2 separate regions of the Homo sapiens genome follow, and region 2 is linked to region 1. A link is an interaction called in ENCODE POLR2A ChIA-PET data of the cell type or tissue named here. Cell type or tissue: MCF 10A. All regions are shown on one strand. Links, peaks and the distances in the headings refer to the core of each region. The heading gives the core; the rest is flanking DNA.

Region 1 (7,034 bases), core at 1,130-6,129:
GGGTTGGCTTGTCATATTTAACAGGATACCCCATTTGGTTTGCACTAAATCTACAGATTAAATAGCAAGTCTTTCACACCACAGAGTAAAGCTGTAATTTTTCAAGAAAATATTTGTAATTTTCTCCATAAAGGTCTTGTATTTTTTTAGTTAAATTTATTTCCAGATACCTTGAAGAAATTTTTATAATTGTGAATTTTTTTTCTATATCTTTTAACTAACTAGTATAGGTCTATAGGAGAATTTTTTTGTTTTGTTTTGTTTTGTTTTTTGGCATGTTGATTTTGTATCCAGCCACCCTGTGAAATCTGTTTGTGGAATCTCTTGCTTTTTCAGTCCCTATGTACACAATCATACTGTCTGAATATAAAGTTTTGCCTATTATTTTTTAGCTCTTCTTTGATTTTTTTTTTATCATTTTGTACTGCTAGGATCACTTGTACAATGTTTAAAAGAAATGACTTCAAAAGAAGTGCTTCTAAAATTTCACTCTTAAGTGTGATGTTTGCTGAAAGTTTTTGATAGATACCCTTCATTAGGTTAAGGAAGCTTCCTTCTTTTTTGGTTGTACCAAAAGTTACTTATTAAATATAAATGATTACTGGATTTTATCAAATTATGCATCTACTAAGATAATTGTGTTGTTTTCCACTTTTAACTTGTTAATACGATACATTACATTTACAGAGTTTTCAGATGTCAAACCATCCTTGCATTCTTGAGATAAACTCAATTCATTATGTGTACTTTTTTATGATGATCATTCAACTGACTAATCTTTTATTCAGGATTTTTGCTTTTATTTTAATAACTGTATTATCTGATTGGCATATAATAAATGCACATGTTTAAAGTATACAATTTGATGTTTTGAGATATGTGTATACCCTTGGAATCATTACTGCAATCAAGATGATAAATATTTCTGTAACCCTCAGAAGTTACCATCTGTCCTTCTATCCCTCTGTAACTTCTTCTATGTTCACTAATAGGCTTCCCACAGATCTGCTTTCCAATTATCTGCTAACCATTGATCTGTTTTTTGTCATCATAGACTAGTTTGCATTTTCTAGATTTTTATGGAATTATATACTATATGATATTTTCTGGCTTCTTTTAATGCAGCAAAATCTAAGATCCATGTTGTAGCATATATATGAACAGTTCATTCCTTTGTATTGCTGAATAGTATTGTATTATATGGATATACCACAATTTATTTATCCATTCACCTGTGTATAAATTTTGTTTTTTTCCAGATTTGGAATATTATAAATAAAAATTTTAAATAAATTTTATAAATTTTTATAAATTTTATCATAAATAAAATGTTATAAATGAACATTTTTATATGTGTTTGTATGGACATTTGTTTTTATTTTTCTTGGGTAAACACCTAGAAGTCAAATGGCTAGGTCAGAAGGTAGGTATTCATTTAGCTTTCCAAGAAATTGCCAAATCAACTTCCAAAAAAAAAATCTTTGCTTATTATTTTTTCTGGTTATAGAATTATAGTGTGCAGTTGCTTTTTCTTCCTTTTAGTACTTTTAAGATGTTGTTCTATTGTCTTCTCACTTGCATTGTTTCTGATGAGAAATGTGTTGTTATCCTTATATTTGTTTCTCTACACAACATGTCTTTTTTTCTCTGGCTGCTTTTGAGATTTCCTGTACATCATGGGTTCTGAGTGGTGTGATTATAATGTGCCTTAGATATGTTTCTTGTGCTTGAAGTTCATTGGTATTCTTGGTTCACTGATATTCTTAGATCTATGAGTTATAGTTTTCATCAAATTTGGAAAATATTTGGCCAGTATTTCTTGAAATAGCAATTCCTCACCTCAGGAACTCCAGTGTTACTTATCTTTGGATTTTATTTTTGTTTTGAGATAGAGTCTCACTTTCACCAAGGCTGAAGTGCAGTGGCATGCTCTTGACTCACTGCAGCCTTGCCTCCTGGGTTCAAGAGATCCTAGTGCCTTAGCTTCCCATGTAGCTGGGATTACAGGCGGCACCACCACTCCTGGCTAATTTTTGTATTTTTTAGTAGAGATGGGCTTTAGTAATGTTGGCCTGGCTATTTGGATGTTTCAGGTTATTTCACAGTTCACTGGTGCTCTGCTCATTCTTTTTCAGTCTCTTTTCTCTCTGTGTTTAATTTAGGATAGCTTTTATTGCTATATGTGTTAGTTCACTAATCTTTTCTTCCATGACACTAATCAGCTTTTAATTCTGTCCAGTGTTTTTTATCTCATACATCATAATTTTCAAATCTAAAATTTTAATTTGTATCCTTCATATATCTTCCATTTGTCTATTTAACATGCTTTAAATTTCCTCTGGTTTCTTGACTGTATGGAGTATAGTCATAATAACTGTTTTAATGTTCTTACCTCCTAATTCTACTACTGGTGTTATTTCTGGATAAGTTTCAATCGATTGATTTTTCTCAACACAAAGTGCTATATTTTTCAGCCTTTTTGAACGCCTATTTTTTATTTTTAAATTAAATATTATTATTAATATTAATATTTTAAAAGATGGGGTCTTGCTATGTTGCCTAGGCTTGCTTTGAATTCTTGGGCTCAAGCTGTCTTCTTGCCTTAGCCTCCTGAGTAGTTGGGATTACAGGCATGTACAGGCTGAATACTTTTTTATTGAATGCCCCACATTGTGAATTTTACCTTTTATTGTGTTGGATATTTTTGTATTCCTCTATTTTGAGCTTTGTTCTTGGATGTTTTTTAGTTACTTGAAAACAGATTGACCCATTTGGGTCTTGCTTTTAAGTTTTATTAGGTAAGACTACAGCAACATTTAGTCTAGGGTTAATTTTTTCCCACTGTTGAGGTAAGACCCTTTTTAGAACTCCAATTTATGCCCTCAGAATTGTGAGGTTTTATTTCTTGCCAGTAGAAATAGGCACTATTCCTGGTTCAATGTCAGTTCTCTCTAATCCTTTAAGTTGGTTGTTTTCCTGGCCTTGGGTAGTTTCTTCACACACATGTACTGAGCAATATTCAGCTGAATACTCAAGATGGATGCTCAGCAGATACTTATAGTTTTCTCTGTGTAACTCTTTCTGGTAATCTACTCTGTGAACTTTTGATACCTTGGTTCACCCAGATGCATGTTTGTCTCCTTAGAGAGATGCCTGAACTTGCCCTGGTTTCTCAATCCCTGCATTATGACCTGGAAACTTTGTACAGGCACTGGAAGAAATTAAAGCATTTGATTGGAAGCTTAAATTGTGCTATGTCTCATAGGGAGAATGGTCTATAATTTTGTTTTCTTGTCTTGCCATTGTATAATTGTTTTTGAAAAGGCTTTATAAGCCTCATAAAATAAATTAGGTAGACGTCCCTCTTTTCTATTTTTTTTAGAAATGTTTGTATAAGATAGGGAATAACTGTTCTTCAAAAGTTTAGAAGTTTGGTAAGTCTTGACTGTAAAACCAACTAAGCTTGTGATCTTGGAGAGAGAGAAAGTAGAGACTTTTAATCACTGACTCAATTTATTTAATATTATTGGTTTATCTAGCTTGTTCATTTCTTTTTACAGCATTTATATAATTCATATTTTTCTCAAAGATTATTATTGTTTTCCAATACATTTGAAAAAATTATCACCAATTTTCTATGACTTAAAACATTTTTACTATATATATAGTTATGTCTTTCATTTTTGATATTGTTTATTGATATCTTTTAAAAAACCTATTATTCTAGGTTTTTTCTCATCATTCCTATTAGAAATTTATTTACTTTTATTAGTTTTTAAAAAGGCATTACTGGCCAGGCACGGTGGCTCACACCTGTAATCCCAGCACTTTGGGAGGCTGAGGCAGGCGGATCACCTGAGGTCAGGAGGTCAAGAACAGCCTGACCAACATGGAGAAAGCCCGTCTCTACTGAAAATACAAAATTAGCCAGGTGTGGTGGCACATGCCTGTAATCCCAGCTACTCAGGAGGCTGAGGCAGGAGAATCACTTGAACCCGGGAGGCGGAGGTAGCGGTGAGCTGAGATCATACCACTGAACAAGCCTGGTCAACAAGAACGAAACTCCATCTCAAAAAAAAAAAAAAGGCATTAAGTTTTATGAATCTTCTTACTTTTTGTTTTCAAGTTTATTATTTTCTTCTCTCATCTTTATCATTCCATCTACTTAGTGTTAGATTTACTGTGCTTTTTTTCACTGGCTTGTTTAGGTTAGTTGAAGTTGCTTTCAATTATTTTCCATTTTGTTGCTATTAATAAATGCCATAAAGATGCTTTAAACTGATTGAAAGTAGCATATTTTTTTCCTGAACATTTTAAAGGATTTATTACTAATCGTAAATTAACTCGAAAGCAAGTGGAATTACTGAATATTAGAGCTGGAAGTGTTGTTAGGGCACAAATTTGTTATTTCACTTTTATATTAGTTTTCTAGAGCTGATGTAAGAAAGTACTAGGAACTGAGTGCCTTAATACAACAGAAATTTATTGTCTCTCAGTTCTAGAGGCTAGAAGTCCAAAATCAGTCTGCAGGGTTATGCTTCTTCCAAAACCTGTAAGGGAGATTGCTTCCTGGTCTCATCTTAGCTTCTCAGGGTGTCTGTCAATCCTTGGCATGCCTTGCCTAGCAGACGCTCACTCCAGTCTTTGCCTCTCTTATCACATGGTGCTCTCCCTGTGTGTCTGTCTTCAAGAGGCATTTTCCTCTTCTTATAGTACCCGTTGTATTAGTCCATTCTCTCATTGCTTTAAATAACTACCTGAGACTGGGTAATTTATAAAGAAAATAGGTTTAATTGACTTACAGTTCTGCAGGCTGCACAGGAAGCATGATGCTGGCATCTGCTTGACTTTTGGGGAGGCCTCAGGAAACTTACAATCCTGGCAAAAGGTGAAGGGGAAGCAGGCACATCTTCACATGGAGGAGCAGGAGAGTGAGAGAGAGTGAAGTGGGGCATGCTACACACACATTTTTAAACAACCAGATATCATGAGAACTCTATTATAAGAACAGCAAGGGGGAGGTCCACCCCCATAACTCAATCACCTCCTACCAGGCCCCTCCTCCAACACTGGGAATTACAATTCAAATAAGATTTGGGTGGGGACACAGAGCCAAATTATATCACCTTTTATACTGAATTAGGGCCCCCCTGTAATGACTTCATTTTAACTTGATTAAATCTGCAAAGACCATGTTTCCAATTAAGGTTACATTCACAGGTACAAAGAGTTAGGATGTCAACATATCTTTTTGGGGTCACAATTCAGCCCATAAAAATAGAATCAAAAACTAAGGCCTAGGGATGTTAAGTAGCTTCCCAAGATCAAATAGTTTAGTATTAATTGCTAATGAGATTTCTCGGAGGCTTTTCTCAGACACTGTAAGATACATCCAATTGCAAGTACCTCAGAATGGAGGTATGAACTTTAGGGAAATAAAATATTTGTTCATTCACCAGGGAGAGCCAGGCTCAATAGGGCTCCCAGGACAACCAGGAGTACCAGGAGAAGATGGAGCTGCAGGGAAGAAGGTAACACCAAGTTTTTCGTATTACTGGAGTAGGAACTGTTGAACCAAACTGATATCTTGGTCCTGCAGGAGCTCGAATAAAACCATTCAGGACAAACTTAGTTTCTTTAAGAAAAAATATCTCACAATCCCAAATGTCCCTTTCCACTTCTCCCTGAGAGAAGGAGTGGCCTATTCAAAGGCTGAGATAGTGTCTCACATCCTCTGCCTTCTGTCTGGTGTTTTGGTTATGGCCTAGTTTCTTCAGGATTTCTAGAAAGCACATTAATTTAAACTTAAGAGAAAGCCACTCCCCCCGCCTCCCCCTAAGAGGCAAGTCTGTAAATGCATACAGGAAATAAGGCCTTTGTAAAGATTTCCTGAAGTATTTTGTGTTGACATTTGAAATACTCATTTTTCAGTAAAAGTAGCAAAAAAAAAAAAAAAAAAAAACAGCAGATGGAAAGGCTGAAGGTCTTCCCTGTTTTTTAAAAAATCTACCAAATGCGAATGAAGAGCCAAAAGAAAATGAGCTTATTGCTTTGGAAATTGGCTGATAAATTACTTTTTCATGATATTGCAGCTGCTCTGAGTTAAACTGGAGTTTGATGTTACTTTATTTCAAGTTTATAAACTTCCAAATTGATTTTGAGACTAGAGTGAAGGTATGGTGTGTTTTGGAGAGTCTCAGCTGAATCCACTAATGATAAAAGGAGACAAGGTGGGATGATACGTACAGTCTGTCTACTGGAGGGTCAGCTAACACATCAGTGTCATTTTCTCTAGGGAGAAGCGGGGCTTCCGGGAGCAAGAGGCCCAGAAGGACCACCTGGAAAAGGACAGCCTGGCCCCAAGGTATGGAAATGACAGTGTTGGTGGAAGCAGCCTGTGTTCTGGTCCTCATACTGAGGAGCCAACTTAGAAGAAATTTGATTGTTATTCTTACTATGTCAATGTGTTTATGTCTGGCTTAAAAGTATGAATACTGTCTTGGAAGCTTTTGGAAGACAGCAAGCGTATATGATTCACTTTTATTTTCCTAACGTCTATTGTAAGACCCAGCATAGAGAAGAGTTTGACACACGTTTTCTCAATAAATGGTCAGATTGACATTTAAAAAACACATAGGAAGGAAAAGAAGCCTTGAGATACATCGTTGAGATTTGACAGTCCATAAATTTTCTTTATAAAATCTCATGCAATAAGAAATATCACTTTATTGAATGGCCATTTCACTTCACAACTTGGCATAAATCTATTTTAACCACTGTAGAAATGCTAGTTGAATAACATTTTTATATGTTAAGATGAGACTATACAAATTCATCAATAGGATAAGACAACTAGTGACATAACCTATAGCCCCTAAGATTCCAGGTCTTCCTGCAATTTTTTTTTTTTTTTTGAGACGGAGTCTCACTCTGTCCCACAGGCTGGAGTGCAGTGGCACGATCTTGGCTCACTACAACCTCCGCCTCCCGGGTTCAAGCGATTTTCCTGCCTCAGCCTCCCAAGCAGCTGGGAC
Region 2 (7,034 bases), core at 40-5,039, 53 kb before region 1:
CCCCGTCTCTACTAACAGCACAAAAATTAGCCGGGCGTGGTGGCGGGCGCCTGTGATCCCAGCTACTCTGGAGGCTGAGGCAGAGCGTTGCCTGAACCCGGGAGGCAGAGGTTGCTGTGAGCCAAGATTGCACCACTGCACTCCAGCTGGGGTGACAGAGCGAGACTCTGTCTCAAAAGAAAAAAAACGGAACGTCTCAATAGTCTCGGAAATCAGTTAGAATTGTAATCACACAAGTGCCCAAGAAGCCTTATCCCTGAGACCAAACTGAAATTGTGACTCAGGAGACAGCGCTATGCTCTGAGGAAAGACTGAACCCCTAAAAACCCAACGCTGCTGCCTTCCATGGGGCTGTCATGGTGGCTCAGGTTGCAATCACATGTGACCCTTGAAAAAGGCCTTTAATTACTAGGAAGAATGGCTTATGATTGGTAGGCCTTTCAAGTCACAGAGGACAAGTTACCAAAACTAATTTTGAATAAATCAACACAGTGGAACACTGGGTTTGCCCAGCCTATATTAGGTAATTTTTGCCATTTTCTTGATGTCTTTCTGAGGTTATTTCTGAAGGGCATTTCCTTCTCAAATCTCATGCAAATCCACTCTTTCCAAGACTCTCTTTGTGCCTTGGGAGGAGGGACTGCACAGTGGCGTGTGCAGGAAGCAGCTGGTGACATTTCGAAGTACCCCAGCATTAGAGCTTCAAGGCCTAAAGGGCACAAGGAGATATCCCTCATGTTTTTTCCCAAGGGAAAGTACCATATGCTAATCCTCAAACAGTTAAAAAATACTGCAGTATTGTATATTTATCTTAAAAAATGAATTGCCTCCCTTCTCCTAACTCCTTCCATTGTTCTACTCTAGGACGTTCATAATATTCCTGCAGGATATTTGTCCTAAGTGTTTTCTTCTTGCTGTACAGTCAAGTGTAAGAAACTTAGCATTCTTTTACCTATGAGACTTGGTCTTACTTTATGTTCAATTTAAACTTCTGAGATATTAAGAAAATCCATAGAGAAATAGCACTAGACTGGCCCAGTTTAATAAATGGATATGGTCAGGGTAAATGACACAAACATTCATCCCAAATGGACAAAAGACCTACTGTTAGTGAATGAACTACAACCATGTTTGAAGAGGAGTTCGTTGCAGTGAGGGCGATGAGGGTAGTACATGATATATTTAGTTCACCCTGAAGCTTGCACCACACCACAGTTTTTGGATACCCTACTTTTCCGAACCCTACTTTTTCAAGCTTCCATCCCAGTTTCTGAGGTTCCCAAGCAAAGGATATATTTTTCAGGTTAATGATATACTAATGAGGAGATTCAGTAAACAAGAGCTAGATGTACAGACCCTGAACTTAAAACTGTAAGCATGCTAAACGTCCCTACACAACATCCTGTTTTCTTCAAAGTGTTCTATGAAAAAGGGTTTTGGTAAGAGGGCTGGCTGTCTTCCTTTCAGATATGATATTAGGAATGCATGTGTGGATATTTCTGGGAGCTGGAAGTGTGCTAATCAAGTTTCTCTCCTTTGAGCTTCCATGTATTATACCGTTAATCATTCCTAGTCTTCTTTCAGATAGGAACCATTGGCAGAAGAACTGGACAGATATGAGCAGGTCTATCACTATTTTTGAAAAGTCTAAATCAGAAGATTTGGGAACAATGGGTCAGGAACACCACTATCTGGGAGATTCAAAAATTCTGCTTTGCACACTAATTCACACACAGTTACATGAAGCAACAAGTATTTCTTGAATGAATGAGTGAATAAAAGGTTTTAAATGGCATGAGTGGTCAACAGTATCATACTGAAGACAGGTTATGTGGGCAGTTGCCTATGTGGTAACTTAATTTGGCAATATTGAGGTCATTGGGAAGATTCAAAAGAATAATTTCAGTAGAAGGGTCAAGGAGATGGCAATGAGTTGTGGAGCAAACCAGAGAGAAGGATGTAACAGTCGGGAACATTGACCATTCTTCTAACATAGTTGGGTAATAAAGACAAACAGGACAGTGTTGACATACCCCATCAAAAGCTTCCTGTGCATTAAACAATCCAATGTGTTACTTCTACTTTCTTCTAAAAGTGGCATGAAGACTTGGGGTTTAATTTGTATTTTTTACACTTTCTTGTGTACAACTTAGAGTCTTACATTTTCTATGCCAGTATTTTCGTTAGAATAGAAATCACTAATGAAGATTTAGTAGTTTTAAAAATACATTATTGTTTTGGTCATTATTTAAGTACTTGGTTTGGCTCAAAATTAGCTTAGTAGCTAGGTCAACCTACTAAACATAACTAATGTTTCCAGTTATGGGTTGGAAGTAGTTCAACATCACAAATATGAACAATTATAAAGAATTTTAAACTTTCTCCTCAAACAAGCATCTTGTGTAGATATATTTCAGTTCTTATATAAGTCAAAAACCTAACAATTTCCTAACATCATGATGTTGCTTTCAACCACTTAAAAAGTCATGATTTGTAACAGGATATAATTCCTTATAATTTATCACTTGAAGTGAAGTAAATCAAGTGAAAACATGTAGATTCCTACATTTCTTGGTAAAGAATAATTAATCAAACAAAAAACTGTTTTAAGTTCACAATTCTCTTAACAGAATGACTGTATTTTTGGCTTCATATAAACTATTTTAAGTGTAGGGTACTTGAACATGTCAGCTTTTCTAGTTGTCCAAAAACAGTAATTTGCTTTCTGGTTCTTCTGGCAGGACAACAATTTTGAACAAGGGTTGTGACTGCTCAGTGTATAGGAAGAATCCCTTTACAATTTTAATTATAAATAACTGTTAAATGAAGACTCATAGCCAAGCCGCCAAACGATGTGAACGTTTTTCCTTCAAAGACGTCAAAGTCTGAATGCTATTTCTGTTCTGGGCCTAATTAAAGGGAAAGAATCATTAGTAATCCAGCAATTCTTGCTGTAGAAAAGGCTTTGACCTACATGCACATCTGCCCACCAAGACTCTAAATGAGCTTATTAACTCGTTTGACATGAGACAACTGATAGTGACAACTTGAAGTGGCTGCCAGAACATGTGGGATGTCAGCCAATAGCTTCAAGGTAGATGATTTCTATTCCCAAATAGCTGATGCATGTGGTTCTCAGCAGATGGGGTATATATACTCTGTGTGTGTGTGTGTGTGCGTGTGTGTGTAGATTGTCAGGTAAAAGCTCTGATGGACCAAGGAACTGAAAATGCTGCCAACATTTCCCACAAAGTGGCTGAGTTTAAACTGCATGCATAGTCAAAGGGGGCACTAAAATGGAACAGAATCAGCCACTGCAGTGTCTTCAGAGGGATGTCAGAATGTTTTCTTTGTAATTACATCAATGTCCTTATTTATTTCAAGTAAGTTGCAATAGCAAGTTTGCAACAGAGAAAATTAATTGTATTCCAAGGGTGTTTTTATTGTGGTAAAATATATAATAACATAATATTTATTATTTGAACCATCTATAAGTATGTAATTCAGTGGTATTAAATACATTCACAGTGTTGTATAACCATCACCAGTATCTATACCCAAAAGTTTTTCATTGTCTCAACATAAACTCTGTACCCATTAACCAATAACTCCCCATGTTTCCCTCCTCCCAGCCTCCAAGGGTAAGTTTTGAAGAAACATTATCACGCTGTCATATACACCCATCTGCTCTCATAAATCAGTGGCCTTGTTTTTAGGTTAATGGAGCATGTCCACCCTGAATTTTTACCAGCAACTCATTTTGTGCTGGAGGATTCTAAACAGTGTCTTCTAGAGCTGCGATTCTCAAAAGCTCTCCTAATGGGCTGCTGACTGGTCCTTCCTTTCAGAGAAAATGACTTGCATTTTCTCAGATTTTGTTATATATAATGAAGTATGACTTTCCTATTAGTTGAAACACATGAATTGCCATGTTTGTAGGCCAAACATGATCAAATATTGTCAATTTTATGTGGTTAAACCTAATAGCATTCTAGAAGGTGAGTTAAGAGTTACTAAAATGTGGTTCAATATAATTTTTATTATATTCTTCACCAATTCATTGTTATTATGGAGTCTTTTTCTGCTTTAGAAAGCACAAGTACGTAGAGTATATGGACTGGACTTTCTCTCTTACCTAAATAGCTGGTATTCAAAAAAGATTTTAGTTGGAGATTTGACATAATAGTGGTTCCAAACTCAGTACAGTTCACTTACCAGTTTATATGTAGATTTACCTTGTGTGATCACAGTATTGCCAGTTATAATTTACATTACTTTTAACATTAAGTGACAACCAAGTAGACTTTATGTACCTGAAATAGCATGTGCATCAGCTTGGATAAATTATATTTCCCCTTGGCTTATATTTTATTTTAGAGATGCTTTGTCTTCATATGATGGATTTTCAGTTGTGAGTAGATTGTAATTATATGACTTTTGTATTTTTCATCCTGTAATAAAGATATGAATTTAGTCTGCAGTCATACAATTTTTGAAATACTTTAAAAGAAGAATTAAAAAGTTTCAAGAGGCAGTTTGGCATAGTGATTAAGATTTGGGTTTAACCTCAAACTGCTGGGTTTCAAACCCAGTCCTATATTTTATTGGCTCTATGATTTGGGCAAGTTACTTTACCTCCCTATGACTCAATCTTTTCATCCATGCAGTAAGTTAATAACAGTAACTACTTCTTAGAGCTGTGGTGAGGATTAAATGAGTTAATACACGTCAGTCACATAGAGCAGCACTTCTTGCATAGTAAGTGCCATATGTGTTGGTAATTTTAATTAAGTAGTTAAGCATTTTGACAACTTTATACTAATGTAGACCAAGTTTATTCTGGTAAATTTTCTAAAAACAAGCCTTTTATAACACAACACTTCCTCTGAAATGAGAAACTTGGTGCTAAAAATGGAGCTTGATTTAACAAGTACTTGATAAATATTGATCCTTCTTTCCTTCCTTCCTTCCTTCCTTCCTTCCTTCCTTCCTTTCTTCCTTCCTTTCTTCCTTCCTTTCTTCCTTCTTCCCTCCCTCCCTCCCTCCTTTCCTTCCTTCCTCTCTTTCCAAAAGGAGGCTTTCTTGACCTTTCTCCCAAGTCTCTGTATACAGTCATCACTTCACTGAGTTTCAGCTGAGAATGTATCCTGGCCATACTTGAACCATTCTGCACCTACAAAATGTTCATCCATCATTTTCTTCCATTTGAAAAGTATTAGAATATTTGCAATAAAACTTAAAATATTAAAGTTGGTCCCATGCATATCTGGGAAATGATTTTTAAAAGTTGCTAAAACATCTTTGTAATGTTAAGAAAATATGATAAAATTGTTCATAATTGTATTATCAAAAAAAGTGTAAAGTTCTGTCCACAAATAATTCAGTCTTGGATAACCATTTGTTATGTATTGTCTTAGAGAAATGAAGGATTTGCTTTTGGTTAGAATCAGTGCCAGGGATACGGAGTGTTAGTCGGTTTTCTCAGCTGAATTTTCCTCTTCATTGTGGTTTCATTACTCTTTCAGCTAAAAAAAAAGATTAATTGTGTCTGGGTGAATTGGTAGGAGAAATTGTGTAATAGGTACTTGATATCATTATGTAATTTATATACAGTTGCTCCTAGTTGAAAACCTAAGTGAACCACAGGGAACTGCAGAGGAGCATTTCTAGACCCACAGCTCCTCAGCCCAGAACAGCTTTCCAGTTTTGTTCACCTCCCACAGCTAGCAGAGCCCCTGCTCCCTAGTCAATGCTCAGTAAATGTCTGGTGCATGGATGATTGAGTGAATTATAGTAATGAGCTAAACACTGAGAATGCAAAGCTGAACAAAATCATATGCATCATCCCCACAGTCTAGTGGGGAGGAGATGGAGAACATTAAATGCAAAGTTGCAACTTGTAATGAATGCTCAGAAAAAAAAGGAAAACAGTGCTATCAATACTAAAATAGTGATTTCATCTTATCAGAAAAACCCTTCTTGAAGCCATGCTGCTTAAAATAAGATCTGAAGGGTAAGAATCACTATGAAAGAGAAAGGTAAGAGCATCCCAGACAGACAGAATAGACTGTGCAAAGATCCTGTGGCAGGAGGAGCAAGGCAAGTACAAGGAATTCAACAAAAGCCAATGTTGCTGGGGTGGGGAGTAAAGAGGTGACTGATGACAGATGGATTGGAGAGGCAGGGCCTTGTAAGGAGCTCTGTCTTTGGGAAAGGCCTCAGAAGGTTTTACTCAGATTAAAATTAAAATTAAAAAATTGCTCTGCAGCAATGGAGGGAATAAATTGGAGCATGCTAGAGTGGGTGCAAGTAGAGTACTAAGGGCTTTGTTGTACTCTGAACAAGAGGTATTATCAGTTTGCTGTAGACTGGAGACGCGTGGTAGAGGACTGAAGTGGATGGATTTGAGAGATATTTAGGAGGCATACTGATAGGTGTTGGGATGCGTTGCATATGGTGGCAGAGGGAGTGGGAGGTGTCATGAATGACCCCTAGGTTCCCATTTGACACAGGAGGGATTCTGGTGCCCTTCCCTGAGGTGGGAAGGGCTGGAAGATGACTATATTGGGGAGTGAAAGATGACAATTTATCTTTGGAAATGATGAGTCTCTTTTTGAAATTCTCTTTTTCCCCAACTCCCCACAAGACATCTTTGTATTCTTCCACTCCCACCTGACTTAAATGTTGGTACTGTTCATGGTACTGACCTGAGCCTTCAACCTCATTAATCACTCTAAACCGCAGTGCCCAATAAGGTAGCCACATGTGTCTACTGGGCATTTGAAATGTGGCTGGTCCAAATTGAGATGTGCTGTAAGTATAAGATACACATCAGATTTCAAAGACTTAGCATTAAAAGATGGTAAAAAAATAATTAATACTTTAAAAAGTGTTGATTACATGTCAAAATGATAATATTTTGTATTTATTAAGTAAAATTTATTAATTATAATTTACCTGTTTTTTTATTTCTTAATGTGGCTAGTAGAGAATTTAAAATTACAAATGTGGCTCGCTGTCTACTTGCATTGGAC

What was found. ChIA-PET counts read pairs that join two places held together with the same protein. Peaks named below come from ENCODE experiments on the same cell type or tissue, not always from the same donor. Only the 100,000 strongest peaks of a DNase experiment are listed, where the experiment ranks them.
Region 2: POLR2A ChIA-PET joins it to region 1 with 7 read pairs; 8 of 35 experiments call an interaction of 5 or more read pairs at or near these places.

What each region holds. Positions count from the first base shown.
Region 1 is chr7:7,442,915-7,449,948 of GRCh38, reverse strand. It overlaps COL28A1 (collagen type XXVIII alpha 1 chain), which reads left to right. Exons shown (of 35, transcript NM_001037763.3): 19 at 5,460-5,531; 20 at 6,296-6,364. Among named protein-coding and RNA genes, the nearest start is that of COL28A1, 89 kb to the left of the region's middle. In MCF 10A, for the core only: no CTCF peak of the experiment used is centred there; a DNase peak (open chromatin) is centred at 3,138.
Region 2 is chr7:7,495,054-7,502,087 of GRCh38, reverse strand. All of the region lies in intron 11 of COL28A1 (collagen type XXVIII alpha 1 chain), which reads left to right. Among named protein-coding and RNA genes, the nearest start is that of COL28A1, 37 kb to the left of the region's middle. In MCF 10A, for the core only: no CTCF peak of the experiment used is centred there; no DNase peak of the experiment used is centred there.